Linked DNA regions of Mus musculus: region 2 is linked to region 1. A link is a loop called in an ENCODE intact Hi-C map of the cell type or tissue named here. Cell type or tissue: left cerebral cortex. All regions are shown on one strand. Each heading gives the region's core, and the rest is flanking DNA. Links, peaks and the distances in the headings are about the cores only. Region 1 overlaps Gm26861 (a long non-coding RNA gene). Region 2 overlaps Chrm3 (cholinergic receptor, muscarinic 3, cardiac).

Evidence for each region. A loop is a pair of places that touch in the nucleus more often than their neighbours do. Peaks named below come from ENCODE experiments on the same cell type or tissue, not always from the same donor. Only the 100,000 strongest peaks of a DNase experiment are listed, where the experiment ranks them.
Region 2: a loop joins it to region 1, with 3 times the contacts of the local background. A loop is called at or near these places in 6 of 42 quality-filtered maps.

What each region holds. Positions count from the first base shown.
Region 1 is chr13:10,442,037-10,458,746 of GRCm38, forward strand. All of the region lies in intron 3 of Gm26861 (a long non-coding RNA gene), which reads left to right. Among named protein-coding and RNA genes, the nearest start is that of Chrm3, 90 kb to the left of the region's middle. In left cerebral cortex, for the core only: a CTCF peak has its summit at 9,215; a DNase peak (open chromatin) is centred at 9,197.
Region 2 is chr13:9,881,538-9,898,247 of GRCm38, forward strand. All of the region lies in intron 4 of Chrm3 (cholinergic receptor, muscarinic 3, cardiac), which reads right to left. Among named protein-coding and RNA genes, the nearest start is that of Gm40665, 94 kb to the left of the region's middle. In left cerebral cortex, for the core only: a CTCF peak has its summit at 9,730; DNase peaks (open chromatin) are centred at 6,021, 9,110, 9,512 and 9,670; H3K27ac peaks cover 727 bases.

The DNA.
Region 1 (16,710 bases), core at 5,092-13,091:
TGGACATGAACCAAAAACTGACTTCAAGCATGGCAGACTAAGTGGACTGGGGTGCAGTGGTGCCATTTACTAAGATGAAAGAGAACTAGAGTGCCAAGATATTATGTGTGTGTGTGTGGAGGGGAGCAAGGATTTATGTTTACATGGACCTAAATAAATCAATTATTGTGCACACATATAAAGAAGGTAGTTTGGTATCAAGTTGGCATTGCAGAACGAGAACAGACTAGAGAACCCATGAGAAAGTGTTAGGTTTGTAATACCAAATGCCCTCTGTACTCTGTGTATTGACATTAGGTTCCAAGATGACAATGCTGTTTTGAAAGGATATGGGGCCTCAGGATGGAGAGGCATTGGATACAAAGGGCAGAGTTTAAGAGCCCAGATTCCAGTCTTCCCTCTGCTATCCTCCACAGTGTGAGTGAGATGTGCCATAAGCTCCTGCTGTAGGTACCAAACTGTTTCAGTTCCCCGCATAATGATAATGTGCACTTTGGATCTAAGAGCACACATGAGCAGCTTCTGTCTTGTATTTGATTGCAGTAGTGACTAAACAATACAGAGAGCATCTGTGTAGTGAAGTTGAGAGACGTGTGGATGACTTGCATGTGGAAATATTTCATGAAGAATATAATCAAAGTAATTCTTCATCCATGGATTAAAGTTCATATCATTCTTTCTGGTATTAGACTTATCACGCCCTGTCATGACTGCTGGCATGTTGGTGTTGCCTCAACTTCTTTATGTTGTATTCTATGCCAAACTAGGATCCTTTGTCTATCAATTTGTTTAAATTTAACTTGGCAATTACTTCTCACATTATTTTCAAGAGGTACTAACTCATTCTTTTCTTTGTACTCTTCTCCAACTGCATTTCTTTTAAGATCTCATAGGAATATTCTGTACTTGATTTGATAATATGTGAACAATGGCCATATGGTAAGTATTGTTGCCATGTTGCTTTATCAATGCTTTGATTCTGTATAATTTTGCTTTTGTGTGTGTGTGTGTGTGTGTGGTGTCTGTGTACAGTATATATATATATATATATATATATATATATATATATATATATGCATGAGAGGGAGAAAATTAGATAGACAGACAGACAGATAGATAGATAGATAGATAGATAGATAGATAGATAGATAGATAGATAGATGGATGGATAGATAGATAGTTGGATAGATGATAGATAGAACTTGTCTAAGCCAGAGATCAAGCCTCAGTCACTATCTACCTTTCTATTGAGACCAGACCTCTTACTGAACCTGCAGCTCACCAATTGGCCAGACTGGCTGGCAAGGGAGCCCAGTGTTTCTCTTGTGTTCACCTCCCAGCACTGGGATTATTGGCATATACCATCATATCTAGCTTTTTACACACTCCTGAGGGATCCTAACTCGGGGCTCCTGCTTGCACAACAAGCATTTATCCCCCTAAGTCACCTCTCTGGCTCTAGATTCTTCTTATATTAACCAGGACGTTTGGTGCAATGTCATGTTAATAATTATCACACTGCTGGTAATCCGTATGAACACAATGATAATAACAGTTCATACTATTTAACAGAGTGCCACTGTTTGCAAAAGGTGCTCACCTAAATTACCTCACTTTGGCTTCTTGATAAAGCTGGAGGGGAATATTTGGATTCTTCCCCTTTTACAAGAGTTTCTATTCAATTGCCATTATGGCACCTGATCAAAGAAACAGATATGTAGAGACACCTAGTCCATTGCCTTACAATTTGAAATAATATTTACATTTAATTAGGTAGCAGATGAGAACAGACCAAAAGTACATATGTGCAGTAATCAAAGGGGCACTGGCCTGCTCTATATGAGCAAACACTGTTAACTGTGGGCCAAGAAGGAATTCTAGCTGCTCTTTATATGCCAATTGTGGTTGTTTTCTGGTCTAGCAGAGTTATGTGGTCGTTGGGTGTTTTGTTTGCATGTATGCCTGTGCACCATATGTGTGCCTGTTGCCTGTGGAGGACAGGAAAGTGATGTTAGATCCTCTGGAACTTCAGACAATTGTGAGATAAGACATGGGTGCTGGGAATTGAAGTTGGGTCCTCTGGAACTACAGCCAGTGCTTTTAACCCCAATCCATTTCTCTGGCCCTTGCTACCTTTCATATAGAACAGGTTTACACTTCTTCACGTAAGCACAGGAACAACCCTGCTGTTTAAGAAGGCCGGGATTGTTAAGGCGTCAAAGAAAGTAAATGTACTATTGTATCCTTTCCATATAAAATATTCCCTAGCAAAGATAGAAAGGATTCACAAAGCTCTGAACCATTGAGGTCCTCCTCCCCCTTCCCCCTTTCTCCTTTTCATGGAGCATGCTCTTGTGTCTGCTTCCAGCAAGGATTATTTGTCAACTCAGAAAGTTCCTTCCTCATTAAGAGAAATCACAGGAAGGAAGGGGCCTGAGAGAATCCCTTCATTGTCTACATTAAGAAATTATTTTTAACTTTCTTTAATATCCCATGACCAGAAATTGCCGCTTTTGTTTAAGGCAAGTTTTCTTAGGCTAACATATTTTCTCTTTATTTTGATGAGCGACAGGAAACATGCTGTGAAGCTTTAAATAAATCATTGAATTCCTCAGTGCTTAATTGCTCTGCTATGAAGGGAGGTAGTTGAACTGTGTGAGCTCTGTTCTGCTAATTTAAAGATTCTGAGTCTATGATATGCACGATAGTTTAAATATAACTCTCCGCTTGTCCTGTCATATGTGACATTCCTTTGTAAGCTCACTCCCCCCCCCCTTTATGTTCAAGATCAATGTCTCTTATATAGTTCTACAAGCATAATTACTGCTAAAATATTGATTGTTTTCAAATGTAAATCTACAGCTCATCATTCTCTAAACTGTTTCTGGATTATAGATTGAACTCATCTAAATACAGCTCTACTCTTAGTAAGGGTGGAAATCCCCTCACTCCATCCAACCATGTAAAGGATAAAGGATGTGCTCTACACATCAGAAGGACTTTGGAGAGTTTTATAATTAAGAAAACTGCTTCTAGCAGTGTTTCAAGGGCTCACTGGGTACCAAGACGGTCTTTGTGTACCTATCTCCTCTTGAATCCTTCATAAGCACTATACATACATCTCCTTGTTCTTGAATAATTCATAGTGAGTTAGGGTCCCTTTTCTAGTTGTGTATGCTTCAATGGAAGGCTAACTACTAAAATTGCTATTTCCCAATTCACAATACAGTTTTCCATTCATATTTATTCTTGGCAGTTATATTTTTGTGTTAGAGGTTAAAAAAATCTAAGTGATTCATATGTGAATAATTGCTGAACATAGACCAATAAGAAAAGGAATTAAGAATTAAGAGAAAAGAAAACCTCAGGGTGCACAACTCAGTTTGAGAAAATACTGTAATATTTATGGTTTTCTTTCTACTCCAGTGTTAGTAAAAATAGGTTTCAATGGAAATCATCAACAGAATATTTACTGTGGGGTGCAGAGGAAATATTCTGGGGACATAAAATCATTTGAAGACCAAATATTGCAGATATGAATTGAGATTTTTGATTGTGTTTCTGAAATTGCAAAGATTCCTCCCAACCCTTAGCAGGAAGTACTTCAAATGATGCCATTTTACGAATCCAACTACACAGAACAAACTTCCTTACAACCAGCCCTTCCAGAGAATAATAAAACCGTCTGTAAATATTAGAATGGAGTTGGTGAAGACTCTCATTTTCTGTGTGCACGTTTGGGACTAATTGGATGCAGACAGCTGCCTTGACTTCATGGCTCATCTGTGAACTGGATTATTAAACAAGGTCATTCTTATCGCTTGTCACAAACCCAGCCTACCTTAGTTAATTGTTAATAGCCTGGACCCATGGCTTTCAGTAACTGAGTTATCAGGTCAGTAACATGTGGAACAGTTATTTAAAGTGAAAGTCATTCCCCACTTGCTTTATTCTAAGCATTAAACAAATGGCCTTTGATGGGCAAAGATGTAATGCTTAAATTGCATGTCAAGGGAATATGTTTTCTCTTATGAAGCTAAGAGCAGCAATTTAAGTAAATGAGCTTGACTGCTCAGACCTTGTTCACAACTGAAACTCTACTCACTCCTGTAGAGAACACTTTATTCTTATCCCCAGAATTCAGTTTTAAAGAGAACAACTAGCTGTCTCCTGAAGGCTTCAGTGACACCCAAATGATGTTATGGGGTGAATTTTCTACAAGAAGAAAGGTTTAGAAAAACAAGGGAGATGTCAGAACAGATTCATATGACAAAATGGGATACATAAAACATTTTATCATTTTTTAAATACCATCTCAACCTTTTCAGCTAACAAGAAGAAAGGGAAGTTTGCCAGCCCAAGATGATGAGGACATAGAAAATAAATGACTGACGGCCATCAAGTCAATAAAATACAATAGAAAAGAAAGTCAAGTATATTTTAGCTGCCATGCCAAAAAAATCATCTTACTTTTTTCTTTTGAGTAGAATACTTGAAGACCGCACAATTTATAGAAAGCAAATAATCTGTTTCTTACAGCTTTGGAGACAGTGCTGCACAAAGCCATGGGGCAGGTGTGCCATGAGAGCCTTCCTGCTGATTCACAGCATACTGGAGGATGTCCTACAGTGAGAGGCAATGTTAGTGACACAGAGAAATTGGGTCACACTATTCTTCTATCAGAAGCCCACTCCCATTACTTCCAGTTAATGGTCTTAATTTATTCATGAGCATATGCCCTTATGACCTCATAGTCCTTTAAAGTCTCCTGCTACACTGCTACTATGAGGATTCAGTTTCAACCTGAGCTTTAGAAGGGACACTCAATCCATCACAACCACATATCACTACTTCATTTCCTGTCTTCAGACACAAAGGACGATCTCTTTCAGGAAAGAGCATGAGAACTCACAGTTGTTGTTGTTTTTTGTTTGTTTGTTTGTTTTTACATTGGTCATTGTATACAAGGGTAGAATTATCTATACAGATATATATGGATCTTTTTTTTTAAACTAAAAATACATTTATAAAATCAGCAGACATTTCTTTGAAAGTAAGAACACGAACTCCATAAAAGATGGATATTATTTTAACACAAAACTCATCCTAAGGTTTGAACATTTTTAAGTCATTCTTTTTGGGATCCCTTTATGGATCTTCCAGGTCATGACACACAGGTGTTACCCTTGACAGAGACTCACCAATATCAAGTGCTCATTAACATTTGCTTGTGGTGGATTCTGGAGATAATTTGGATCTCTAGATTTACCAGAGACTAAATTGGTCTTACTGAAATAATATGAAAAAAAACCTTTAAAGTTTAGCCAAGAGAATTTAGAAATTTGGGTGTGAGTCTCTGCTCAGGTATGGAATGTGCTGGAGCTAAACAAAACAACACAAAGCAAAATAAAACAAAAAAAACACAAAACAAAAAAGCAAAGCAAAGCAAAACAAAACAAAACAAATGCAAGGTCACTGAGTCTCAAAAGTAGGACCATTTAAGGCTTTTCCATTCATTCCCTATAGCTCATGAGACCTGAGGAAGACCTTACAGTCTGTGAACAGGCAGAGTTTAGTCTCAGCAAAATCCAAGGGCACTCCCGAGGAGATCTCCAATTATGAGATACTCCATTTAAAAGATTTATTTCCAATTAAAAGAATTCAGTGGCATTTCTTCTTGCTTTCTCTCACCTTTTTAACTTTTGAAATCCAAGGCCTATACAGACGGCACAGATCTTGTTTCCTCCATGATCACTTGCCACCTGATTCTATTAAATATCCTTCTTGATCTTTTCATGAAATATTAGAGAGGATTTTCAATAAGGTACTAGTTAACATTCTGTCATTATAACAAAGTATCTGAGCAAATTACCTATAAAGAAAAAAAGGTCTTGGCTCATGGTTAGGGAAGTTCCAGTCTATGATCCACTGGCTCTGATGTATTGGGTCTCTGCCAAGAGAAACATATGAAGGTCAGAGTACATAGTAGAGCTAACTGACTGTACCATGATCCATGAAGCAGGGACAGATAGTTAAAAGAAAAGACAAAGTTCCATTTCCAGTGACCTAAGGACCACTTGTAAAGTGCCACTTCTTTAAGCTTCCACTATTTCCCAATAGCACGACCCAGGGGACCAAGCTGTAAATGCATAGACTGATACTGGACCTACTCATAGCAGAATAGTCACATGTGCATGTGTGGGGAGGAGTCTCCCTTTCAGATATGCATTACTTCTATGAACTTTGTTTTGAGTAGGCAAAACAAAGTATATTAATTTTTGAATTAATATACTTTGTTGTTTAATGATTTATGTGTGTGAGTGTTTTGCAACATACATGTATGTGTACCACATGCATACTTGGAGCCTGCAAAGGCTAAGAGGGTGCTTTGGATCCCTCGAATTACAGGAACTACAGTTATAGATTATGAACTGCCATGTAGGTGCAAAAATTGACTGAGGAAGAACTGACTCTAAAATGACAACTGCTGGCTGCTGTTTGCATGCTGTTCTCAACTCTACTTTGGGAGGGACCACTAGGCACCATTATGTTAACATTAGGTCCACACCACAAGCTGCCCAAATCCAGAGTATGGACAGGCTTGTTCTGGTGTGTAGGTAAGTTGAAAAAAATCTTAAAGGAACTTTTCCCCTTATAAACAAAGTTTATGGATCCTTATTCTAGCTACTTGAGTATTGTTAGTAGCATAAAGGAATATATATATATTTGCTCAATTGATGTATGAGATTTAGGGAGCTCAAACATTATACTCTCCAATTCAAGGCTAGGGAGTATCCTTCCATATTCTTTATTATCTGGTGCACTTGTAGGGATGTATATCCACCAAAAACAGAAAAACAAAAAAGCAAAACAAATTCCCCCAAAACAAAAAACAACAACAAAACCAGAAACAACAAAAAACACCAAACAAAACACCAAAATCAAGAACAAACAACAAGACAAAACCAAACTAAACAAACAAACAACAGAAAAAAACCCCAAACAAAACAAACCCCAAAACAGCCAAACAAATTAAAAAAAAACTACCCTATTAATATACAAAGTGTCATAAACATTTAGAACCTGTGTGTATCAAAATTATATATTATTTCTCCCTCCACATATACAATTCAATAGATATGTTTGACTGAAGTTTTTACTCTGTGTAGTTTTCACTGTCATCTTGACATACACTAGAACGGCCTAAAAAAGGAGTCTTAAGAATTGTTGCCTGGATTAGATTGGCCTGTGGGCATGTCAGTGAAGGGTTTTCTTGACTATTAATTTATGTAGAAGAGTCCAGCCCCACCTGAGGAAGCACTGTTCCGTTGACAGGTAGTCATGGATTGTATAACAAAAGCTATCAAATGGTTCCTTGCTAGTTTCTACTAGTGACGATTGTTCACTGTGTGCTGTTGGTGATGAATTCAGATACATGTCTTACACAGGTGAAAGTTGATTTGATTTCTAGTCATAATGGATTTACTATTGAGATTCCATGATGTAATCAGAGAACCTATGTGTTCTAACTCTGTCTTTTCTGAAACATATTGGGTCGTGATCAGCATAATACTTGGCTGTGATAATTAAAATAACTCTACTGTTCACACACTAATGGAAGTGGAGAGATAACTCTAGGTCCAAAGGGCAAGGCAAGGGTGAGGTTCAAGTTGAATTGAAACGCCACCCCCTCCTTTGTTGTGGTTTACTAGCAACCCTGGAGAACACAATACCAACACAGAGCATGGCAGGATGCTGATAGGAATGCCGCGCTATTCCCTTGGGCAATGGTCTCACATGCCCTTGAGAGGAATAAGCACAGGGCCTCCACCACGTCACGTGTGTGTGTGTGTGTGTGTGTGTGTGTGTGAGTGTGTGTGTGTGAGTGTGTGTGTGTGTGTGAGTGTGTGTGTGTGTGTGTGAGTGTGTGTGTGTGTGAGTGTGTGTGAGTGTGTGTGTGTGTGTGTGTGAGTGTGTGAGTGTGTGTGTGTGTGAGTGTGTGTGTGTGTGTGTGTGAGTGTGTGAGTGTGTGTGTGTGTGAGTGTGTGTGTGTGTGTGAGTGTGTGTGAGTGTGTGAGTGTGTGTGTGTGTGTGAGTGTGTGTGTGTGTGTGAGTGTGTGTGTGTGTGAGTGTGTGTGTGTGAGTGTGTGTGTGTGTGTGTGTGTGTGTGAGTGTGTGTGTGTGTGTGTGTGTGTGTGTGTGTGTGTGTGTGTGTGTGTTTAGACTCAGTGAGGACTGTTCTTTGGGGCCAGTAACACAGAGGCATCTGTTAAGGGAAAAATCTCTCCTCCATGTCCTCAAAAGAACCAGAGGCTCTAATGGATGAGTGGAAAGGAGGAAATAACGCACAAACAGGATTTTAGTCAAGAAGTGGTTGGCTGTTCAGTAGTCAAAACCTTGAGTGTGTCTTCTGTTAACTCTCGGGGTAAAATTCACCACAAATTCTGATGTCAGCACTACATGGTACCCTACCTGTGAAGGATCCTAAGAAGGACTGCAAGGCAGGGGTGGTGAGCGCCTCTCTTCAGTAGGTGACTAGTTATGGAATTCAGGGAAACTAAAGCCATGGGTACTAGAACCCCTCCACTGGCATCTGAGTGAAGAGATGTAGGAGAGGTGAGCTGATGAGGTAGGATTAGAGAACCTTCTACTTCATCTTAGGAGAGACTAGGAGACCAAGTGTTTGTCCAGCCAGTTGATTTTACCTGGAGTTGTTGGTGGAATTCGATAGAGAAAATGATGCAGATTAAAATTAAATTAACAGTCTGGACCTCAGGTTTCCAATTTTTACAGTATTTACTTTATGGGGGTGGACTCTCCCCATGTAAGTCCACTGCCTGTACTGGAGCTAAACCTGTTTCCTGTTTGGGTATTATTCCTTAGCTCTCATCACACTCCCCATGTTCTCTTCTAAAAAAAAAAATGTGGCTGTCAAGCAGAGTGAGTTCTACCCACTGAAGAAGAAATAGCAGCTCTCAAAAACAACAAAGAATTATAAAGGAGGTAAACTTCAGACACGGTGGTACCATAAGAGTTACCATAAGAAGTGCCTCCAGGAGATTTCCATCTATTGGATATTAATCACACCACAGATATTAATCTCTCCCCAGAGAAGCTCTCTCAGAATACCTTTGGTTTTGGTTCAAATCAGCGAATGTTTTGCTCAGAGAGAGAAGAAATGTGAACGTGGGTGGAGACTCTAGAGCTCCCTCTAGAGCTAGGAGCTTGCTTTTTAATGCCCATCTTTTTAAGTCCTGTGGTTTTTTTTTTTTCCTGTGACTTTCCCACAGCACGTTCTCTCTTTCTTGCATATATATTCACATAAATATATTAATATAACCTGCTATGTCTGATTAGTGCTGCCTGAGCACTTGGAATTGAATAACCAATCAGGGTAGCCTTTCTGAACAAGGCTAATTCTCTTGTTAGTGACCCATAGCTCTTTGTTGAAGTATGCAGTTCCTTTTTATCTCCCACTATTACTTCTAATCTTGTGTTTGTCTTGCTTTTCTTTAAATCAAGAGATAGCAATAAGATGTCACCAGTTCTTCTAGATTCTCCTTCAACAAGGACAGAAATTGACCAGTGATTTTGAAAACAAAAACCTGAAAATACATTGTGACAAATTTTTGGAAAAACCTCAGTTATAAAAAAAAAAAAAAAAACTTGAAATATCAAATAAATGTATGACTCTTAAAGCAGAACTCTGACTAGCAATCCACATCATGCAGTAGGTTGTAGTAACTAGAGATTAATTGTACCGTTCTCTGAAGAACTAGACCACTAGTTTAACTTTTTAGATACTCTGTCTCTACTGAAACTTGAAGCAAACGTATTGGACACTATGTTATTTCAGAGGTGTTTGAATTTTGTATGCCACACAATGAAGGAACGTAACTCTGTGTCCAACTGAATGTTCTGCAATAGTTGTCTAGAAAACAAACTTTTAGAAATGTATAAAAAGTGATGAGAATTATTGCCTTATAAATACTTTCAGCATTTTAACACTCTCAATTTTTAAAATTAGTTCTTCTTTATTATTATTTTATTATATCTGTGTTTCTCTATGTGTGTATGTGTGTGTAAGTGTATGTATGTGTATGAGAGAGGGTGTGAATGTATGTGTGTGTGTGTGTGTGTGTGTGTGAGAGAGAGAGAGAGAGAGAGAGAGTGCATATGTGCAAGTGCAGGCACCTATATGCCAAGCTGTACATGAAGTCAGAGGACAACGTTCTAGAGCTGTTCCCTCCTTCCATCTCATTGGCAGCACGCTCTCTCTGCTTTCTGCCTTACCACTCTCTGAGAGCCAGCTCATGCTGGCTTTCCTGTTTCTGTCTCCCATCTTGCTGTAGGAGAGCTGGGATTACATAGGTACACCACTGTAGCTGGCTTTCTAAGTGGGCTCTGGGGATCTGAGTCAAGTTCTCTGGTTTGTGCAGCAGAAGTTTTCTCCCTTTCAACACTCTGTCTTCAATATCAAAAGTAAACCCACATATTCAGGCCTTTGGACAATGATCAGCAAGCTGTCTTAAATGGCACTGTATTGGTTACGAGTAAACATTACATAAGAGAAGCATAGCTTTAGAATTTTTTTGCCTTGATTTTTATGAAAGCAGTTTTCGGCCATCATTGGGAAGAGAGGCCCCTTGGTCTTGCAAACTTTATATGCCTGAGTACAGGGGAATGCCAGGGCCAAGAAGTGGGAGTGGGTAGGAAGGGGAGTGGGGGGGGGGAGGAGGGTTTGGGGGACTTTTGGGATAGCATTTGAAATGTAAATGAAGAAAATACCTAATTAAAAAATAAATAAAATTTCACACACACACAAATATGCAATCGCACAGTAATTTAGCTATTATAAAACCAAAACTAAAAAGGCTTTTGGCTTTAAGTAAATAACTAAGTTATCCTCCTCTCTTTGGTGAGTTGTCAGAGATGCTTGGAAGCAAATTTGCTCCTGGCCTTGAATGTTGGATTTCTCACTTTGAAGCAGTTCTGCATCTCACTCAGCTTTCCTTCTCAGAGGAGGCGCCCTCTTATGCTGAGGTACAGAGTGTGCCCTGTCCCTGTGTCACCGCAGTGTATACAATTTGCATGACCACCTACAAAACAGTACAGAAATGGAATGAAGGTGTCTTGGGTTTATCACTCACAAAAAACTAACATTAGGGGCTGGTGAGTGTTCACTACACACTGTCAATTGCAGCCAAACTTGATGACCTTAGTTCTGTCCTAGAACCCACATAACATAAGGGGACAGTTGACACAGGCACAGTGACCCTGACATCGGCATGAGCATGGTTACATTTACATATAGACACAATAAATGTAAGAAGTCTTAATTATGTCATTAAAATATACCCATCATTAAAAATAAGGAGGAAGGCTTGGAATTGTTAAAGGTAAAACAAGATAATTACAAGGTAGTACTTAGGGAAAACTGTGGAAACTAAATTATGCTTTCAGAAATCGTGAGATGTTTTAGTTAGCAAAAGAAGAGTGGACAAAGGGTTTGGTTAAGGAATATATCTACCTATCAGAGGTTTATTTTATTTTATTTTATTTTATTTTTATGTGTTTGTATTTATTTTATTTTTATGTGTTTGTATTGTGGAAGAAATGTGGGGAACAGACATTAGAAGGCCTTTGCTGTCAGGGGGAAGGGGAATGGGATAGGGTTTTTTTGGAAGGGGAGCCCCCCCCCCAGAAAGGAGATAATATTTGAAATGTAGTTGATAGGACATCAAGAGCAGTGTCCTGAGGGCAGATGGTAAAGTGGCCCTGGAGCACAGGGGGCATCACGCTGGGATGATCCAGGAGTCATCTGCAAAAAGGAGGCTTTTTTCCTGGAAGGAAAGTCCCTTAGGGAGGGAAGACCCAAGAAGATGTAAGTTATAAAGAACTGTTGCCTAGTGACATCAGGAGAAAACTTGATCAATCAACAGGGTAGAGAAATCTTATAGAACGTTAGTGGGCGTATCAAGGAAAGGGTGAATCTATGCAAAGGACTGGGGAGGGGAAGAGGTGCTGCCCACAGGATCTGGAGATTGAGAAGCTAAGACTGATTGGTGAGCGACCATTCAGTGGGCAGGAGAGAGAGGTTATATTGTATTATTACTGTATTAGTGTGTGTGTGTGTGTGTGTATGTAATAATATATGTATGTATATGTGTGTATGTACAGACACACACACATATATAGAGATACATGGTTTAAATATGCCACATTTTATCTCCTAACATTTATTTCCTAACAGTTCGCTAGGATCAGGGAAGGGTTAAGCTATTTCATTAGAATGCATCACTTAACATTCTTCAGTACTCCGGGCACCATGGAAAATCTTGCTCTTTGTGTCTGAGTTAACCACCCCTAAAATATGTAGGTTAAGTCACGACAGTGAGAGTAAGAGTAAACCTAAACCCCAGGCTTCACACAGCAGTTGTCTCCTATGTTCCTAGGTGAAGGCAAGGAGAGACATGTTCAGTGGAGAAAGGCTCTCATGTTTTAAAACAAGACAGGCTTTCAGGTCTTTCTGCTTCATTATAGAATGAAAGCATGTTCCTGCACAACAAACATCCTTTCCCATTCCGTTAAAATTCATAATGCATAAATAAACAAAAAATCTAACTTCATACAAAACCAAAGATTAAAAATAGGAGGAAATCAAAACAAAATGGCCAGGTGCATTCCCTCCAGGACAGAACCTTATTTGCCATAAGCATTCTCTACAGAGCAAACAAACATGCTAAAAGCTACTGCACTCCCCTCATGCAGAGTCCTTTGTTCTCTACTGTAAATATGGTAATTGTTCATCTGTTTGACCAAGGTCTGCAGGGCCCACAGAGCACCACAAGTATTTGCGCTATTGATTTACAAGGAGATGCAGAGTTATCTGTAGCTCAGCGTAGGTCCGGGTCAGCGTGAGAGTGTACTTCTTATAATCTTCCCTTAAGTGGTGGCTTTTCCAAACAAATTTTTTCCCAATAGGAAACATGTCTTTGTGAGATTTATGGCTTTTAAAGGCACAGTATAAATATACCTCCCTAAACAGGTAAGGAATTTAGTGGTGAAGAGACTTGTTGAATCAAAGAGGCCTTGTTCTAAGTATGGTGTTGGAATGTTTCTGAACAATGGAGCTGAGTTTTGTGTCACTAATGTTCTAAGCCCCAAAGATTCTGCATGTAACAGAAAGCAGAAAAAATATTCACATTGAATGCAGGAAGTAGTATTTTATTATTTTTATATGTGTGTGAATGTGTGTACACATTTGTGGGGTCCATGTAAAAGAAAGATTAATATAAATCGTAGCGCGATATTGAGCAAGAAGAATCAGAAAAGGAAAAAAAATAATTTTCTAATCATAATACAATTCAAAATCCAAAAGTTTTGGGCTAGAGAGATTCCGTGGCTGAGAGTGTTTGCTGCTCTAGCAGAGGGTTGAGCTTCCATGTGAGGCGGGTCATCACCACCTGTAACAGCAGTTCCAGGTGCCCCCTCTGGCCTCCTGGGGTACTGCACTCATACATGGGCATATCCGCAGACACACAAATAAAAATACAAATGAATTTTCACAACAACAGCAACAACAACAACAACAACTGAGCCAAAAGATAAATACCCTATAACATTAAACACATTTTATTTTTAAACTACTGGTATCAATCCAGTGTTGAGTTTCTTTGATGTAAACTGGGCTTGGCTTTCTGTTGTTAATTAGCAACCGTATACATTTATTAAATATCTTATTACTGAAGATCCAAGCACATGCATATAGATTTAATGGAGTCATTATATTTTCACTTGTTCTGTTTGATTGATGGTGAACAAAGCCTAAATCAATTTGTGGTTTGGTTATAGAACTATATGATTTATTTATGTGTATTTGTCTTCAATTTAACCATGCTCAGTGATATTCATTCTTCATAGCTTTGTCATCTGAGATGAGAATTCAATATTAACTCACAATATTTCTGGATTGAAGCAATACTCATTATTTTTTGTGCTAATTATTTTATTTGTGTGCAAATATATGAATATGTGGAAAACAAAGGTCAGCTTTGTATGGTATTCCTCGTTTTTATATCCACCTTGATTTTTCTTCTGTTCTTTGCATCTTGCTTTTTATACATCATCATCATCATCATTATTATTATTATTATTAATTATTTGATAGTCTTTCTCATTGGCTTAGAATTCTTGATTTCCAGTCAGGGAAATTATCAAGTGACTCACAGGGATCTATCTCTTTCTCCCAAACTCTGGGGTTTGCAAATGCACACCACTATAGCATACTTGCTTTGATGAAGGTTCAAAATTGCTAACATTATACATCATGTTATTATCAGGTTTCTGCTGAAGAGTTAATATGCAGAGTGAATAAAATGAACAGAATATATAACCTGAAAAAATTAGAAGAGCTCTGGCCCTAGGTATTAGGAAGAATAGAGGATCCCATGTGACATTCGAAGCATCAGCCAGTAACACATCAGCCAAGTTCTACTATGGCTGAACCATAGGCACAGATATCCTGTAGAATAAATGAAGCAGTTAGGGTTCTCGAAGACAAAAGGGTAAGGGTAGTTTTGTTATTGCATGTGCCCAAACACTTAATTTATAATTTTCCTTTTACATATGTTTTGTAATGGTGCACACAGTGAAGACCTGGTGTGTCTAACAATTTCCTGGTATTTTGGGGGAGACTGGGGCACTGAGAGTGGATCTCATACCTGCAGCTTACATATTACCCATTGATCTATGAGGTGAACTTTGGAAGGTCACAGGGGAGCTGGAAAATGATGCCAGGGATACTTTCCTCAGTGACATGATGACTGTATGCCAAAATGAAAGCATTCCCTATTATCTGTCTGTCTGTCTACCTATCCGTTCATCAACCTTCTTTTTCCTATCTACTCTCTATCACCTATTATCTTTCTATCATTTAACACCTACCAAAATATGTTCTATCATATTTATTAGAGATCAATTATTCTATCATCTAGCTGAAAAGTATCATCTTTCTATCAGGTGTCAATGTATCTGTCACCTATTTGTCAATTTATTTTTTATTATGTATCATGTAGTAAAATACCTTCTATCTACCTATCTATCTGTTATCTATCTACTATCTATCTATCTATCTACCCATCTATCTATCTACCCATCTATCTATCTATCTATCTATCTATCTATCTATCTATCTATCTACATCTATCTATCTCTATTATCTATATGTCTGACTATATATCTATCTCTATTTCTATCTCTCTCTCTCTCTGTCTATCTATCTATCTATCTATCTATCTATCTATCTATCTATCATCAATCTATCTACCATCTATCCATTACTTTTTGTCATCTCTCATCTATCACTCATTTATTTATCAATCCATCTATCTTCTTACTATCTTCTGTTATAACCTCTCCATCCATCTATTTGTATATCTATCAACCTATTTCATTTATCTACCACTCAGTCTCTATTTTGATTTTGTTTTATACATTATACAAAACACTATATTTGTAGAAAGCTATATACTACCCATTAACAGTGTTTCCTCCTTAATTTCTGCATTAAAGTGATCTCTGGCAAGTTTCTGGATTTCCGTGTTTTAAATTGTGTTTACTTTTATTGTTCAAATGTCTCATACTTTATTCTTTTAGGGTAGCGTATGGTAAAAAAATCTATACATTATATAATTTTACTAGCCATTAAAATGTAAAGCAATAAGCAGCAGATAGTAAAAGGTAAGTTTTTCAATTTTACCTAATTTCCTCCTAATACTCCTGTTTATAGCCCTGATAAATGTACTGTTATAAGTGTAGCTATAAAAATAAAAGCATAAATAATGATAAAAACCTAGCACTTGCATCCCATTCTAAGTCAACATGTTCATAATTACTATGCTCAATTAAAGTGGGCACTCATGACTGTATAAAAATAGGATAGCCTGGAATCTCCACAACACAGACTGACTTCAGCTACAGGAAACAAAAACTAAATAAAAATTGCTTATAAAAAATAATTTTGGTTCTGGGAAGAGGGCTCAGAGGGAAAAATATCGGCTGTGGGGCTGAGGACCTGAGGCTTTTCCCAGGCACTATAAAATGCTTGTCGCAATTACGCGCATCCATAATCCTGTCACTTTGGTGAGGGTGGGAAGAGCAGACACAGACAGACCTCTTTAATTCATTGACCATTATCCTAGTCAATCAGTGAGCCGTTGGTTCAGGGAGAGATGCTGTCTCAAAAGATAAAGTGAAGGGCTAGTAAGAAAGACACCTGAAGTGGACCACTGGCCTCTGTGCACAGAGGCACATGTATGTCCTTCCACAAGAAACATGGCTTGGTTGCTTTGTCTTTTCTTTGGTCTGTAGTCCAGAGAGAGGCTGCCCAGATCTGCTGGGCTGCCTGAAGACTTTCTGAGAGTTTATCCTCAGATGACTTTCATCCCTTTGTTTGGAACCTCACACGCACTTCTAGTAAGGTTGGGGCAGATGAGGTAAACAGAGCAGAAGCACACCTGAGTTGAATTGCATTTCTTTAAAAGAAAACTTCCAGAAGCCCCTGAGGTGTTTACATAGTGTTGCTAGCCAGTTTACAGTTATTTCCATGTATAACGAAGTCAGTCTAGTAAGTTGTCACATTTACAGAACAGGTATCTCTAAACAGATGGGGAAGTTTGTGGTGGGAGATAGGGAAGAAGAGACCCTAGG
Region 2 (16,710 bases), core at 2,993-10,992, 560 kb before region 1:
AGGACTAAAAGAAAATAATTTTGGCATCAGCAAATCTCCTTAAAATCACTTATTGTAAGCTGCTGTGTTTGGTCTGTGGAATCCAGAAGTCACAGCCTATGTGCTTACGATCTGTCCTACAACTGAGAGCAAAGACATGAATAAAGTCTTGTTTTTCTAAAGTCAGTCATGCAGGCAGTAAGAAATCCCTCCCTGCAGACAGTCACATGATATTTTATAAACTGAAAACAACTAGACTTGTTCAGTTGAGCAACAGTATCAAAGAATGTAAGAAATTTGGAAATAAGTCTCAGGTCAGCTATTTTCTTATAGCTTCTCTCGTCCTTCTGGTCCACAAAGCATATAGTCCTATCATCTATCCAGAAAAGTGAGCCGAAACTCTCAACTTTTAAACCTCTTACTTGGAAAGTCTAAGTTACTTCTTGCTCCCAGAACTCTAAATTATTTCTATTTCTTTATATTTTTAAATTAGATTTGCTTATTTTATGTGTGAATGTTTTGCTTGCACAGTCTGTGCACTACCGGTGTGTTTGGTGTTCAGAGAGGTCAGGAGAGTATATCCAATTCCCCGGGACTGTAGTTACAGAGGGCTGTGAACCAGCACACGGATGCTGGGATTCAAACCCATGTCCCATGCAAGAGCAGCAAGTGCTCTCAACCATGGAGCCATCTCTCCAGCTCTCTAATTCTATCTCCACTTTAATTATTCTTTTTCTTATCCTAATCGTGGGAAGTCTTTTGCAGTTTGCAACCATTTTTTTTGAAAGACCAGATACATGGTGTTTCCTCTTTGTAAATCTGGTATATGTCATATTCAGGGCTTATTTTGGGTCTCTGCTTTGGACAGGAGTGTGTCTGTTTTCTGTCATAGTTCATTACAACACTCAGCAGCTATGTCATCATGAATAGAAAGATCGCATCAGGCCACTAGGTGGCAAAGTTGACTCAAAGAACAACTTTGCTGCTGTAAGATGCCTAAGCAGCCTGCTGTCCCTGACCACAGACTTGGAATTCAGCTTAGTTCAGTCACGCGGTAGGTCGGTCGGCAGAGGATATCAAACAGGGTGGACAGAGCTTTCCACTCAAACATGTCTTTAAAGGGAATCAAACTTGTGAACCTAAGCCCTCATCTTCATCTCAAGCTGTGAGGAGGAGAGACGTTGCCTAATATGGTACAGTGATTCTTCTTGTGAACAAAACAATCCTGAAGGCTAAAAGTGGGATAAAATTCCACTTAAAAGGGAGAAAGCTTGTTTTTAAAAAGATGATGTATCAGACTTCCCGCCCGATTGCTGCCTTTCGTAAGCTTTTATTTGACCGTGACAACAGGATGTGAAAGGCTTGGCTGAGGCTTGTGAAATAACACCGTTTTACCTAAAAAACCAAACATCTAAGTAGGATAGTTGTGGATCTCCACAAACACCTTTCAGGCCTAGAACATTTTTTTATCAGTGTTTTTAGAGAAATGGAATGGAGTCAAAAGCAAACATGAGTAATTCTTTTCAAACACCAGAAAGACCCCTCTCATCGGAGCCAATTAGTGCAGTGTCCCCAGGGTTCTTAGAGGAGGGAAGACCTTTACGTAAGATCTAAGATTTATCTACTGTCTTTCTACATTCTGAAGGTCATTCAATGTCATCCCCTGTGACTGCTAGGCTTTTGTTGTTAAAGGGAAGCAGCTACACTTTGAGGAAATACCGCTTGATCTTACATAACCGTGGAATTCATTTTGCTTAAAGATCTCCTAGGGGTCAGGGGATGGCTCAGTTGGTAAAACACTGGGCACTCAAGAGTAAGGACCTAAGTTTGGATGCCCTACAATTCAAGTAAAGAAGGAGCACCATAGTGTGTATTCCTGTCATTCCTGCTCTCCTAGCGTGGCGGGATGGGACAGCAGGATCCATAGAAGCTGGCTCGCCAGCTAGCTTATTATATACAGCCACAAAAATAATAAGGGACTCTGTCTCAAGCAAGGCAGCAGGTGGGGACTGAAACCTGTGGTGGTCCTCTGACCTCCTTTTATTCTTTTTTTTTTAATTAGTTATTTTCCTCATTTACATTTCCAATGCTATACCAAAAGTCCCCCATACCCTCCCCCCCACTCCCCTACCCACCCACTCCCCTACCCACCCACTTCCACTTTTTGGCCCTGGCGTTCCCCTGTACTGGGGCATATACAGTTTGCGTGTCCAATGGGCCTCTCTTTCCAGTGATGGCCGACTAGGCCATCTTTTGATACATATGCAGCTAGAGTCAAGAGCTCCGGGGTACTGGTTAGTTCATAATGTTGTTCCACCTATAGGGTTACAGATCCCTTCAGCTCCTTGGCTACTTTCTCTAGCTTCTCCATTGGGAGCCCTGTGATCCATCCATTAGCTGACTGTGAGCATCCACTTCTGTGTTTGCTAGGCCCCGGCATAGTCTCACAAGAGACAGCTACATCTGGGTCATTTCAATAAAATCTTGCTAGTGTATGCAATGGTGTCATTCTGGCGGTTCCTCAGAAAATTGGACATAGTACTACCGGAGGATCCAGCAATACCTCTCCTGGGCATATATCCAGAAGATGCCCCAACTGGTAAGAAGGACACATGCTCCACTATGTTCATAGCAGCCTTATTTATAATAGCCAGAAGCTGGAAAGAACCCAGATGTTCCACCTATAGGGTTGCAGTTCCCTTTAGTTCCTTGGGTGCTTTCTCTAGTTCCTCCATTGAATTTAGTCATTTCTTTTCTTTTTTTTTTTTTTTTCAACCCAGATGCCCCTCAACAGAGGAATGGATACAGAAAATGTGGTACATCTACACAATGGAGTACTACTCAGCTATTAAAAAGAATGAATTTATGAAATTCCTAGCTATTTTTTTAAGGTCCACACTTAAAAGACTGTCTTTATAGCCAGACAGACATGTTCCACATATCTGATTTTCTTTAATATTCCCATTTGTTTGCACATTCCAACTGATACATCTCTATATGCAATTGTAACTTTGAAAAAACAAAACAAAAACTCAAAATCCCTCAAAGCGGAAGCAGTGCGTGATAGCCCCACTGTCTCCCTACCTTGGCTTTGAGGCAGGGTCTCTCTTGTTATTTCTGTCCTTGCTCTGCATACAACAGCTTCCCATTGATTTTTCTGTCTCCCCCAACTCAGTTCCTACTTTAGGGGCGCTCAAGCAGAAGCAGGAGAAGCTCTGCCACAGCCCCCCTCCCCCCCGAGAGTCCAGGATGTGTCCCCAACCCCAACAACTGGTAGGTCACAGAGCCCTCTGACCTTGCTTCCTTGTTAGAGAAAAATGCAGAACCCAACACTTGAGGACTGAACAGCAACGACAGGAAACACCTGATCCACACCCAGCCTGATCCACACCCAGCCTGATCCACACCCAGCCTGATCCACACCCAGCCTGATCCACACCCAGCCTGATCCACACCCAGCCTGATCCACACCTAGCCTGATCCACACCCAGCCTGATCCACACCCATCCTGATCCACACCCAGCCTGATCCACACCCAGCCTGATCCACACCCAGCCTGATCCACACTCAGCCTGATCCACAGTAGTTTCTCTAAGACAGGAAGATAAACAGAAGGCTCCTCTCTGATTGGCAGTGGAATGGATTTTTTCTAAGATTTATAAAAGCTCACTCTTTGTAGACTCTAACGTGATGGTTCTCTCTTCAGAAGGCTCTTCCCCTGGGGGAAACTTGGCAATATTGGGAGCTGTTACTCTTGTTATAACCTGAAGAGAATGTGTTCTGGGCATCTAGCAGGTAGATGCTAAGGATCTGTGGACAGAGGACAAAGTTCTGTCTGGTTTCAAGTGTCAATGAGGCAGAGATGGACAAACCCTGGCACAAACAGAGATGAAAGAGGTTCAGAATACTCTGTTATGCCAGGAAAAATCTGGAAAATATCCTGGTACTCATTAATACAGCAAACTCCAATTCTCTTCAGGAATCAATCTGGGGTGACATGGAGGCGGCTTAGCAATATGTTTGCCTTGCAAGTCCAAAGACCTGCCTTGTATTTCTCAGGACAGGCAAGAAAAGTGACGTGTGGTTTCACATGTGTCATCCCAGCACTGGGGAGGGAGATTCCTTGGGCTTGTTACAGTCTTGCCTTACCTCAGAGTTCTACATCAATGAGACACTTTATGCCAGAAAATGGTGGGGTGGTGATGTAGCTCAGCAGGTAAAGGCACTTGCCATGTAACCCAATGATGACCTGAGTTTGATTTCTGGAAACCATGTAAAAAAAAAAAAACAAAGGCAGATACAATGGTTTACATCTGTAACTTCTGCCCCAGCCCTCCCAAAGTGGGAACTGAGGTGGAGGAGAGTCAGGAGAATCAATGGGAAGCTGTCATATGCGGGGAAAGGGCAGAAAATAACAAGAGATACCTTGCCTCAAAAGCAAAGTAGAGGGATGGAGAAATGGGTCAGCCGTTAAGAATACCTGCAGCTCTTTCAGAGGGAATGGGGCTCGATTTTGAGCACGGACATGGTGACTCACAACTGTCTGGAACTCTAGTTCCATGGGATCCAATGACTCTTCTGGACACTGGAGTAGCAGGCACACATAACCTGGGTCTTGTTAGCATAGCTGGTGGACAGATATACATGCAGGCAAGCAAATATACATAAGAGAGTGAAACTGAAGAAGAAGCAAGGTAGGAGTAAAGAAGTCTTGAAAAGTCTTTCTCTGGTCTCTATCTGCACACTGCAGCACTTGGTACCTGTCCACGCGCACACACACTTCAACGAAAGCAAAACCCAAAGCAGATAGCACCTGTAGGACCATAGCTGAGGCTGGGCACCGTACACCCCCCCACCCCCACATCCCACTTCCCCCACTTGCACAAAGATATGCATGTGCCCAGTGGTTAAAATTCTCCTCCCAGGACTCATTGCAAATACAGAACCTAGGAGACTACACAGGCAGGCTGGCTCCTCAGTCTATGCCTGAGTTCTGCCCTTGCAAGCATTTTAGTCATGAGCAAACCTAAATTTCAAACAATATCTGTGTTTACAAAGCAGAAAGTAGAATCCCAGTCCTCTTCCTTTTGCCTCTCATTCTCAGGCGCTGAGGTAACCCCAGGCAACAGTTTACTTAATAAGTAAACATTTGTTAGGGGAATGGAGTGTCCTTCTAAAACCTGGCCTTCTGCAGAGTTATGCATGTGTATTTCAAGCGCTTACTTCATGCCAGGCACCATTGTACATATATGTATTAAGTCATTCAGTCCTTGCCTCTACAGTATAAACTGAGTCAATTACTTAATTGTCTTTTGGGAAGATGTTGGTATTGAGACGTCTAGTGGTGGCTAGGGTCACACCGCTCCTTAGAGGCAGAATTAAGACCTGATTCAAGGGCTGGGACAGCGCCAGATTCAGCTGGTCATTTGCTTCCTGTGCAAGAAAGAAGAGCAGTGTTCCATGCTCAGAATTTATGTAAAAAAAAAAGCCTGGTTTGGTGATATGTGCTTGCAATCCCTATACTGGAGAGGTAGGGACAGATAGTAGCTTCCAGGGGCTTTCTGGCTAGGCAGTTTAGACTACTCGGCAAGCTATTTGCCAGTGATGGACCCTGTCTCAAAATAAAGGTAGAGAGTTCCTGAGGAACAATAATGAGCTGTCCTTTGGCATGCCTTTGCGCGCACATGTGCACACACACACACACACACACACACACACACACACACACATTCACCCTGATTCAAGGCAAATTCATCCACAATTCTGTAACTGCCCCAAAGTGTTACCTTCTCTAACATCCCTCTTTCTCTCACTTAATGGTATGTTATAGATATTGTTCGTATTCAGCACAAATAAGCCGTAGTGCCACACATGTTTGGAAAGAAACAAGGGGCCATCCAGCATCCAGTAGTTGGCACACCACGTCCTTGGCTCAAGTGGAATTTCCAGGGCAGCAGAGTGCATGAGATAGTGTGTTTGCTGAAAACTTCTCTAAATGAAATGTTGCAGAGCTCAGCATCAGCGAGGCCAACACAAATCTCCAAAATCCTTCCCAAAATAAAATAGCTGGTTTCCAGAACAATCTCTCCCCACAAGCTCTATTACCGTGTTAGTGGAGAATGGAAGCCTAATGTGTCAGGTTCTCGTGTCTAAATGAACCAGATAGCAATTGTCTGCCCCACACTCTACAACTGCGCAGCAGATCCAAGAAGGGAGAAGATATGAAAGGATTCAGATGAAGCAGATGATGGGCCAGGAGCTTACAGCTGTATTCATTAAATGCCAAGGGCATTGGCAGACTGAGATTAAAATGTAAAGTGTAAATTCAATCCTTTAAATTTGATATGTAAGCATTAAAGATGGGGGTTTTACCACTAAAACTACTATATGTGGAAATGAATGTAGAGAAATATGTGAGAATCAAAATAAAATAATAATAAAATGTATACTTTGGCAGTGGTCATGCCATTAAATATTAGAAAACAATGACCTCTTGTTCTGAATTTCCTGTATCAACTGGAAACTAGAGCTCATGGTAGTGTGAATTCTGGCCCTACGGGACTTAGAACAAAGAGGCAAGGAAGAAGGTTGAGCCAGTCAAACAAACAAACAAAAAACCAAAACAGGAGAGGGATAAGACTGAAAAAAAAAATTAAATACCCAAAGTGTGAAATCAATACAAATAGATTCATCCAGGCTGAAGAAGAAGAAATCCTAACATAAGCAAACAGAAGGTGACAAGTTCAGGCTGAACAGTGAGACTTGGTGCCTGGAATTATCCTCAGAGGTCTCCATCGAATCGTACAGGTTCTGACGGACACACGACTCACCCCCCACCCCCTGGGACTGTGCACAAGCATTCTACCATGATAACTGTGTTTGAGGAATATTTTTCTTTCTCCTGGGAGTTCCATCAGGGTCAGGGGTAAGGCATGTGTGGCCCTGCACACAACAAGGAGTGTATGTGTTTTAGACCTAGCTACACAGTCTGCAAGTTGACAGTGTGTATCTCCACTTTCCGAGGCTCACCTCTCTCCTCTCAGACAGTGCATGTAAAACAGAGAGCCCAGTGTGATGTGATGAGATCTCTGGCATGGACTAGATCTTAATTAATGCTATTATTGTGTTTTAATTAACTTCATGTGTGTGTGTGCTCATTATAGGTATGTTTGCCTGTGTTTAGGCGAGTGGGGGCCAGAATAACAGGCACTTTTTTCTCAGTCTTTACTGTTTTTTTTTTTTTTTTAAAGATAGTGTCTTTCACTGAAATGCTGCCTTGTTACTTTAGCTAGACTGCCTGTCTGTAACCCCCAGTGATTCTCCAGACCCCCCCCCCCCCAGCCCCTAGGCACAGATAGTTTTAGGTTACAGGAATGTCCAGTCTGGCCTGTTTTTTACATGGGTGACAGGGAGCTGAACTCAGGTCCTCATAAATGTGCAGCGAGTGCTCTTACCAACTATGAATCCTTTTAGCCCCCACAGACTATGTCTTAATGAGGGTAGCATGCATCAGATAGTGATACAATTGATACACTGCAGGAGAGTGGCAAATCTTCTATGAAGAAATTGAATTTTATTTTTTGCAATTGATAACTTGTAAATTAAAATGTCAAAGTCTTCATGATGTCAGATTCAATGCATCTTATTGCATTTGAGATAAGATAAAGCACCATCACGGGCCATCGCCTTGTTACATCCCTTGTTGTAAAACATCACCCAGCTGTAATTATTGATATTACCCACCCTATAATGAGTGCTTCCACATACCACTCATCTATATATCACCTATATTATTTAGACTAAAGCTTTAGGTCACTAGAATATTTTCTGTATGAGGAAACAAAGGCTCAGAGAAGCTAAGGAGCAGCTTGTCCAAGACACCTCTGAGTGGTTAAGTGGTAGTTGTTAGATGTAGACTGTGAGCGTCAGACTCCGATACTTTACGATAATCCCTCTCTGGGTGTGAGCTAAGGAGATCCACCCTTAGCTGAGATCTCCATCCAACCCCAAATCCCTCTTGGTCCCTGTGGGCAATTGATGGCTGCGGGGTGAAGGGAGGAGGGAAAGGCGGTTTTCCTCAGTCTAGTGGTCCATAGTAGATTGCCCATGCTCTAGTGGGTGACACCCATACCTGTGTGCATTTGGGCAGTATGAAAAGAAGGAAGAGAGGTAAGAGGAGGAGGAGGAGGAGGAGGAGGAGGAGGAGGAGGAGGAAGAAGAGGAGGAAGAGGAGGAGGAGGAAGAGGAAGAGGAGGAGAAGGAGGAGGAGAAGGAGGAGGAGGAGGAGGAGGAGGAGGAGAAGGAGGAGGAGGAGGAGAAGGAGGAGGAGGAGGAGGAGAAGGAGGAGGAGGAGGAAGAGGAGGAGGAGGAGGAGGAGGAGGAGGAGAAGGAGGAGGAGGAGGAGAAGGGGGAGGAGGAGGAGAAGGAGGAGGAGGAGGAGGAGGAGGAGGAGGAGGAGAGACAGAAGACTGAGCAGGGGATGGGGAGAGGTCTGTGAGGAGTTGGGAGTAGTTGCACAGGGTTTATATGATCTAAACACATTGTCTTCATGTATAAAAGTATGAAAGAATGCTTAAAGATAAACAAAACTCAAAACCTCTCCATCCCTTTACATATCTTCAGCCACAGGGTCATGAGGTCCTCTTGTAGTCATTAACCCAGTGATTGCTTTCATCCTGGTACACTGCCAGCTCCAACTCAAGGCTGATATGGCTCTTCAAACCAGGAAAGGTGTAGTAAGAGAACCCAAAGCTAATCCTTCGAATTCCTTCAATTCTTACTTTAAAAATTGTAATTATAAACACATACAATTGTATAGACTAACCTCATACTATCTCCACACATGCATTTACTGTGCACGGTTCGTGTCAGTTTCTCCTCCTGTTCACACTTGAGTTTAAGCTCCTGGAAGCAAGCATTACTTTTCCTTTCATTCCTGGCACCACCACCTTGCACCCAGATCGCTGGCTAGTCTGCAGTTTAAAACTGCTCATGCCCCTGTTGGGGGCACCAGTACAAACCTGGCTCATCCCAGCCTAGTAGTGATCACCCAGGACCAACGGGATAAAACCCTAACCCTTTGGAACACTGAAGGAGTGGACCTCCTTACAGCTAGCACTTCACTGTGGCTATGACAAAGGCCCTGCTGTTCTGGACCGCTGAGCGAGCCTGGTTGAATCATTCTGCACAAGCCGTTGGTAGCACTCAGGGCTGAATGGAAAAGAATTCTGTAGGCTGGCTTTAACAGGAAGCAGTGTTAAGATTGTGGCCCACCTTCCCTTGATCCTGACAGCTCAGTGAACCTGGGTGCTTGCAACCACTGAGGTTTAGGGAAGCTCATTAGTATATCACCTAGCTTCTTGGTAAAGACATTAATGAATGTGTCAGGGTCAATGGCAGGCTACAGAAGTCTGCTGTTTTCTGTCTGCTTTTTAGCATCATTCTACTGACAAAGGAGCACTGGCCCCACAGTGTGTCTCTGCTGACTGATCACTCAGCACCTCATCTCAAGTACTCTATTCAACTAGGAAGAGTCTCCTTTCCTTTTCTCTCTCTCCACATATCCCTGGCCATGTAGCACAGGCACCTCAAACTTACCATGTAGCCAAGAGTAGTTTTGACCTCTTTATCTCCCTTCCTCTACCTCCTGAATACTCATACTGCAGGTGTATACCCCCATGCCAAGCTGAAACACAGATTCTTCAAGAAAAGGTTTTTAAATAAAATTTGTATTTCAAAATATTCCCACCAGGGGTAGATACAGACTTTGGAGACGGAAGCTTATGTAATTTTGCTGTCTGTTCTGTTAAGAAAATGCACACAAGATTATGAATATGAAATGTCATCACTCTCTTTTCTCTCAGGGGCATTTTGAGGGTACTTGAAGTTTTAGCTTTATTACTTGAACACTGAGTCTTTTTCCAAGTTCCAATACTAATCTACATGATCTAGTTATTGTTAAGAGACTGAAAGTTTTTTTTTTTTAAGTTGTGTGTATAACTAAGAAACTAAGAGTGTTTGAGTTCATGAACTAGAGGTAATAAAATTTCCTTTCCAAAACATCTCAACAAACAGATGCAAACAGAATTCTGGGTATTCTGATACTGTGAGGGATTTGTAACAAATTCCCACGAATTAGGTTGCTGAAGGCTTAATTAGCTTTTAAAATGGTTTGCGAACCCACAGGTTCCAACTGTATGCCACTAGGTAATCATATTTAACCAAGACAGAGGTAAGATAAAAAAGGAGAGTGATTTCTCTTTGTTAGTAAGACGGCAGTTAAAGCCCCAGTTAAAGGGGCCCAATTGTAAACTAACCCTATCATGCAAGTAGTTGTTAAATGAGGAGAAAGAGACAAATCAGGTCAAGTAAATAACATAAGTGGTTAGATTTTCTAACAATGATGAAGAATAATTAAGAAGAGGTCACTGAGAAACAATCCTGTGTCAGGGGAGTGTTTTGGGGAGGTTGCTAGGTAACTCAAGCCAAAAGTAGTCATGTGTCCTGGAACATAATTAGCATATGGTTGTGAAAAATGGCTCCACATCCAGCTGCAGGTATCTTTTCTGACTTCCAAAGAAAGGATAGATTCAGCCAGCTTAAAATTCTTAATTAGAGACCTAAAGGTAAATGCTAATTGAATTCTCATGCAATGATCAATCTGTAAGTAATGCATACGTGGGTGGATGGGTGGGAATTGAAGGGATTGCTTACAATTACACGATTTTTTTAGGAAAACCTCTGGCCAGATGTTATACAATCCATGGCTACTGAAGGAAAAATGGTGCATAGATGATATTCAAACTGATTCCAGAAAATACTTAAATCAGATATGATAATGAGGCAGGAGTCCTGAGAAGTTGTCTCCATGGAAACATCTATTTCTTTCTTCTGTATGATATTTTAAATTGGAAGGCATATCCACCAGGGCTAGAAGGAATCTACCCCAAATAAATATGGTCTCTGGTATATCTGTTTTCCAATGGTAGCAACCTTTCCTCTGCTGCCAAACATGGCTCCAGATTTTGTTTTGTGCTACATTCATCAGCTCAGTACTTTTCTTCTCTTGTCACATCAAGGCTTGATGATGAGAGAAACAGTAAGTCAAGGCCTGGACCCTGCTTCAGGTACCACGAACCATTCCCATCTCCGATGCTGCCTCAAACATATCACCACCACATAACTTTCAGTGTCTTGAAATATTAATAACACATTGTAAAAAAAATTAGGGGAGCTGCTTTCAAGGCTAAAAGTTCTAAAAGAATTTGGTTGGTCACTTAGAAACAATGATGAGAGAATTTAGAAATGTCAGTGAGGACATCTTCAGTAACAGCTTTCTCTCAACAAGTTAGAGAGGAATCAAGAAGGGATTGTTGCTGTTAGATTGTTGTGTTAGACAAGTAGACCAATGGAATAGAATTGAAGACCCAGAAATGAACCCACACACCTATGGTCACTTGATCTTCGACAAGGGAGCTAAAACCATCCAGTGGAAGAAAGACAGCATTTTCAACAATTGGTGCTGGCACAACTGGTTGTTATCGTGTAGAAGAATGCGAATTGATCCATACTTATCTCCTTGTACTAAGGTCAAATCTAAGTGGATCAAGGAACTTCACATAAAACCAGAGACACTGAAACTTATAGAGGAGAAAGTGGGGAAAAGCCTTGAAGATATGGGCACAGGGGAAAAATTCCTGAACAGAACAGCAATGGCTTGTGCTGTAAGATCAAGAATTGACAAATGGGACCTAATGAAACTCCAAAGTTTCTGCAAGGCAAAAGACACCGTCAATAAGACAAAAAGACCACCAACAGATTGGGAAAGGATCTTTACCTATCCTAAATCAGATAGGGGACTAATATCCAACATATATAAAGAACTCAAGAAGGTGGACTTCAGAAAATCAAATAACCCCATTAAAAAATGGGGCTCAGAACTGAACAAAGAATTCTCACCTGAGGAATACCGAATGGCAGAGAAGCACCTGAAAAAATGTTCAACATCCTTAATCATCAGGGAAATGCAAATCAAAACAACCCTGAGATTCCACCTCACACCAGTCAGAATGGCTAAGATCAAAAATTCAGGTGACAGCAGATGCTGGCGTGGATGTGGAGAAAGAGGAATACTCTTCCATTGTTGGTGGGAGTGCAGGCTTGTACAACCACTCTGGAAATCAGTCTGGCAGTTCCTCAGAAAACTGGACATAGTACTACCGGAGGATCCAGCAATACCTCTCCTGGGCATATATCCAGAAGATGCCCCAACTGGTAAGAAGGACACATGCTCCACTATGTTCATAGCAGCCTTATTTATAATAGCCAGAAGCTGGAAAGAACCTAGATGCCCCTCAACAGAGGAATGGATACAGAAAATGTGGTACATCTACACAATGGAGTACTACTCAGCTATTAAAAAGAATGAATTTATGAAATTCCTAGCCAAATGGATGGACCTAGAGGGCATCATCCTGAGTGAGGTAACACATTCACAAAGAAACTCACACAATATGTACTCACTGATAAGTGGATATTAGCCCCAAACCTAGGATACCCAAGATATAAGACATAATTTGCTAAACACATGAAACTCAAGAAGAATGAAGACTGAAGTGTGGACACTATGCCCCTCCTTAGATTTGGGAACAAAACACCCATGGAAGGAGTTACAGAGACAAAGTTTGGAGCTGAGATGAAAGGATGGACCATGTAGAGACTGCCATATCCAGGGATCCACCCCATAATCAGCATCCAAACGCTGACACCATTGCATACACTAGCAAGATTTTATTGAAAGGACCCAGATGTAGCTGTCTCTTGTGAGACTATGCCGGGGCCTAGCAAACACAGAAGTGGATGCTCACAGTCAGCTAATGGATGGATCACAGGGCTCCCAATGGAGGAGCTAGAGAAAGTACCCAAGGAGCTAAAGGGATCTGCAACCCTATAGGTGGAACAACATTATGAACTAACCAGTACCCCGGAGCTCTTGACTCTAGCTGCATATATATCAAAAGATGGCCTAGTCGGCCATCACTGGAAAGAGAGGCCCATTGGACTTGCAAACTTTATATGCCCCAGTACAGGGGAACACCAGGGCCAAAAAGGGGGAGTGGGTGGGCAGGGGAGTGGGGGTGGGTGGATATGGGGGACTTTTGGTATAGCATTGGAAATGTAAATGAGCTAAATACCTAATAAAAAATGGAAAAAAAAAAGAATATTAGGATGTCAACAGCAAGTAGGATTAAGAAACAAGAGCGTGGTTCAGTAAGTAGTGCCATATCCATTGGAAGCTCAACATTTTCACCTACCACTTATGGATGCATTCTTTCTGAGGATTTGACATCCTGAGGTTTTGAGGAGTATTTTAAAATGAACACATATGATACAGAATAATGGGCTTCATTATGAAAATTTCACACATGTACATAATGTGTTTTGATTATATTTACTCCCATTATTCTCCTGTATCCCCACCCATTCCTGCTGATCCCCTTCTTCCCAACCTGCCCCTTCCAGTTTCTTACTGTGTGTGTGTGTGCGTGTGCGTGCGTGCGTGTGCGTGTGCGTGTGCGTGTGTGTGTGTGTGTGTGTGTGTGTGTGTGTGTGCGTGTGTGTGAATGAGTTTCATTAGGGTTGTGAATCTTAACAGTGCATTCATCACTGGGGTGCACTTCCCTCTTTACTTCCTCAGCTGTTATATGTGTATTTATTTACTCTCTCAGAATTGTGGAAGTTACAAGATCACAATCAAAGCATTCCTACGACCACACTTCCTCCAGAAACCCTAGCAGGGTTTCCATTCTGCCCTTTGTATTTCTAGCACTTGACCACATCAACACAATCTTGCCTCTCTGGAGACATTGCCTCCTCTCTCTCCCTCTCTGTGCGTTTCTGATGGAGATACTTGCTATTGGGTTTAGGGTCATTATGGATAATCCAGGATAATCTTGTCTCAAGCTCCTTCATTTGATTACATCTGCAGATTCTTTTTGCAATATGGTCGCAGGATTAAGGGCTGGAATAGCAACCCACTACAGTCAATATAACAACAAATACAAATGTGCTGGCCTTTAGATAATAAAACTTTTATCAAAAATGGGTGCTTGTTGGTGGAATTTGACTTTACGTATGATAAATGTATTTCCTTCAGAACTGTAGATGAGGGTTCTTTTTTTTTTTTTTTTAAAGAACTAAAGATGTTTTAGAAAGACATCCACTTTCATAGCACCCCTCAAACAAACTCCTAAAAGACAAAAATGATTAGAAGTGGGAATACTTACTCAAACATAAAATGTAAGTGTCAGAAAAACAGCTTTCAATTCGTTAACTTCTGTACTCAAACAAGAATAATTGCTGCACATAGTTTACTCAGAGTAATGGGTGAACATGATCTCAGAGCTAGACTCTCCATGGGCTAAAATACATACTGTAGTCCTGTATTTTGGGGCAAGTTACTGCATTTCTGCATGTCTTAGTGTCTTCATCCATAAAATATGGAGAAAGAAGACAAATATGAATGTTCTTAGAATGCTCAGCTCAAGACATACAAATGACATTTGCTTACATATATGCTAAAAACATGCTGATCTCTCTGCAGTCTTGGATGATCCAGACAAATGAAACACTGCATTCTGTTAGACAAGAAAAAGACTCTCTAAAACCAATGCTGACAATGCTGCAAAAGAAACAATCAAGGTGCAGAGACGGCAAAAGTGTGTTAAGTAGTGTGTGTGGCTGTTTCATATAATATTGGACAAAGATGACTCTGTAATGAAGTGACATTTTACTCAAGGACTAAAGGATCAAGAGGTATCATCAGGTCCCCAGGGGAGAAATCTGTCTGGATAAACTAGATTGCATCATATTTGACAAGTATGAGGGACAGAGACTTCATGCTACAGGAGACACTGGTGAGATGCTGTCTCCAGTACATTTCAACAGAGCCTGCCTAGTCTGCTGGGTAGAAGCATGTGGGAAAACTGAACATAAAAAATATTCCTCATGGGGCTGGTGAGATGGCTCAGTGGGTAAGAGCACTGACTGTTCTTCTGAAGGTCCTGAGTTCAAATCCCAGCAACCACATGGTGGCTCACAACTACCCATTTTGACACCTGGAGCAAGCAGGGACTGAGAGAGCAGAGCCAACCAGAGCAAGCAGAGGTCCTAAAAAATTCAACCCCCAACAACCACATGAAGGCTCACAACTACCTGTACAGCTACAGTGTACTCACATAAAATAAATAAATAAAACTTTAAAAAAATATTCCTCACACAGGGAACTGCTTGCATATCTATTTCTTAACCTACTTGACTAAGATGATCCTTCAGAAAACTTGGAAAGAATCCTTTGCATGCAAAAAGAAGTCCCTGAGACAGGAGTCCCCCAAAATAGAAATCAAATACGGGGTAGAATTCAGTTCTCTGCAGATTTATGGAGCATCCCCTTTACCTTTGGCATCAGGTGCCGTGCATGGCATGTTTTCTCTCATATGCAGAATCCAGACTTTTGAAAAAAAAAAAAAAGAAGCACACAAAGAAATATGTCCATGACACATGAGTGTGGAAAAGTCAGAGTGAAACCCATTATTTCAAACAATGAATAAACTGATAAATGAGCTTAAAAATCTTGTGTGTTTTTGATCTGTGGTTGGTTGACTCTGGGAAGGCTGAGCCCAGGGATACAGGGGACTGACCAGATCAGTGTAATCAGGAAATACCCTGTAAGTGTCAAACCATCGATGCCACTACTGGGAATACTCTTCATTCAAAGCCAGATAAAAATGACTGATATGACAAACAGCAAGGACTTGCAGGCTGGTGCAGCTGCCACTCATTAGCATACAACAGGGCAACTGGTTATCTGTCCCTGGGAGGCTGCAGTGTTCTCATGGGTAAAATGAGGACACAGAAGGACATGGGCTCCTCTCCAGCTATAATTCTGCAGAATTATAGCTAGGTGCCTCTGAATCCCCTATCTGCACTGAACTGCCTGTCTTAATTTTCCAGCTCCCTGACCACCTGTAGGCATGAGGGCAGTCCTTTTCAGCCTCCTATTTCTGCAGGTCTAGAACATTAGAAATGGCCTAGTTCTTCTTAGCCCTTCTAGGAAAAGCAATGTATGGGGACCGAGAGATAGCTAAGAAGGTAAATGTGATTGAAACACAGACCTGACGTCTAAGGAACGTACAAAGGAAGGGCAGAACTGACTCCTGAAAACTGCCTTCTGATCCTCATGTGTGCTTTTTGGCATGGGCACACCTGAGCACAGACACACACACACACACACACACACACACACTCACTCACTCACTCACAACTTGCTAAAGGTTAAAAAACAGAGAAGTGGTTAGAATTCTAGTGTGAAGCTTGATCTTAAACAGTTCACTTGAAATAGTTACTCAAAGGGCAAAGGAAGCAGATGGTTGTATGTGAGTTCCAAGCCAGTGGGCTGGGAAGCCTGAGGGACTTAAAGCAAATGCTGGAGTTGGATTCTTATTGGGAAACTGAGCAGAGTCTGACTGAGATGTGTGGCCTGATGATGAATTACCTGGTGACCTGGTGACCTGGTGATCCTCCAGTGGAGGAGGCCGTGATCATTTGACAGTTTGCTCTACTTCTCTGGCCATTTCTTTCTCCCCTGACTTCCTTTCAAGTTGATCAGATTTAGAAGTGGCCCAAGTCCTCTCTGTTTCTGGGGTGGGGGGCAAGCTTTTATTTAGCACTCAC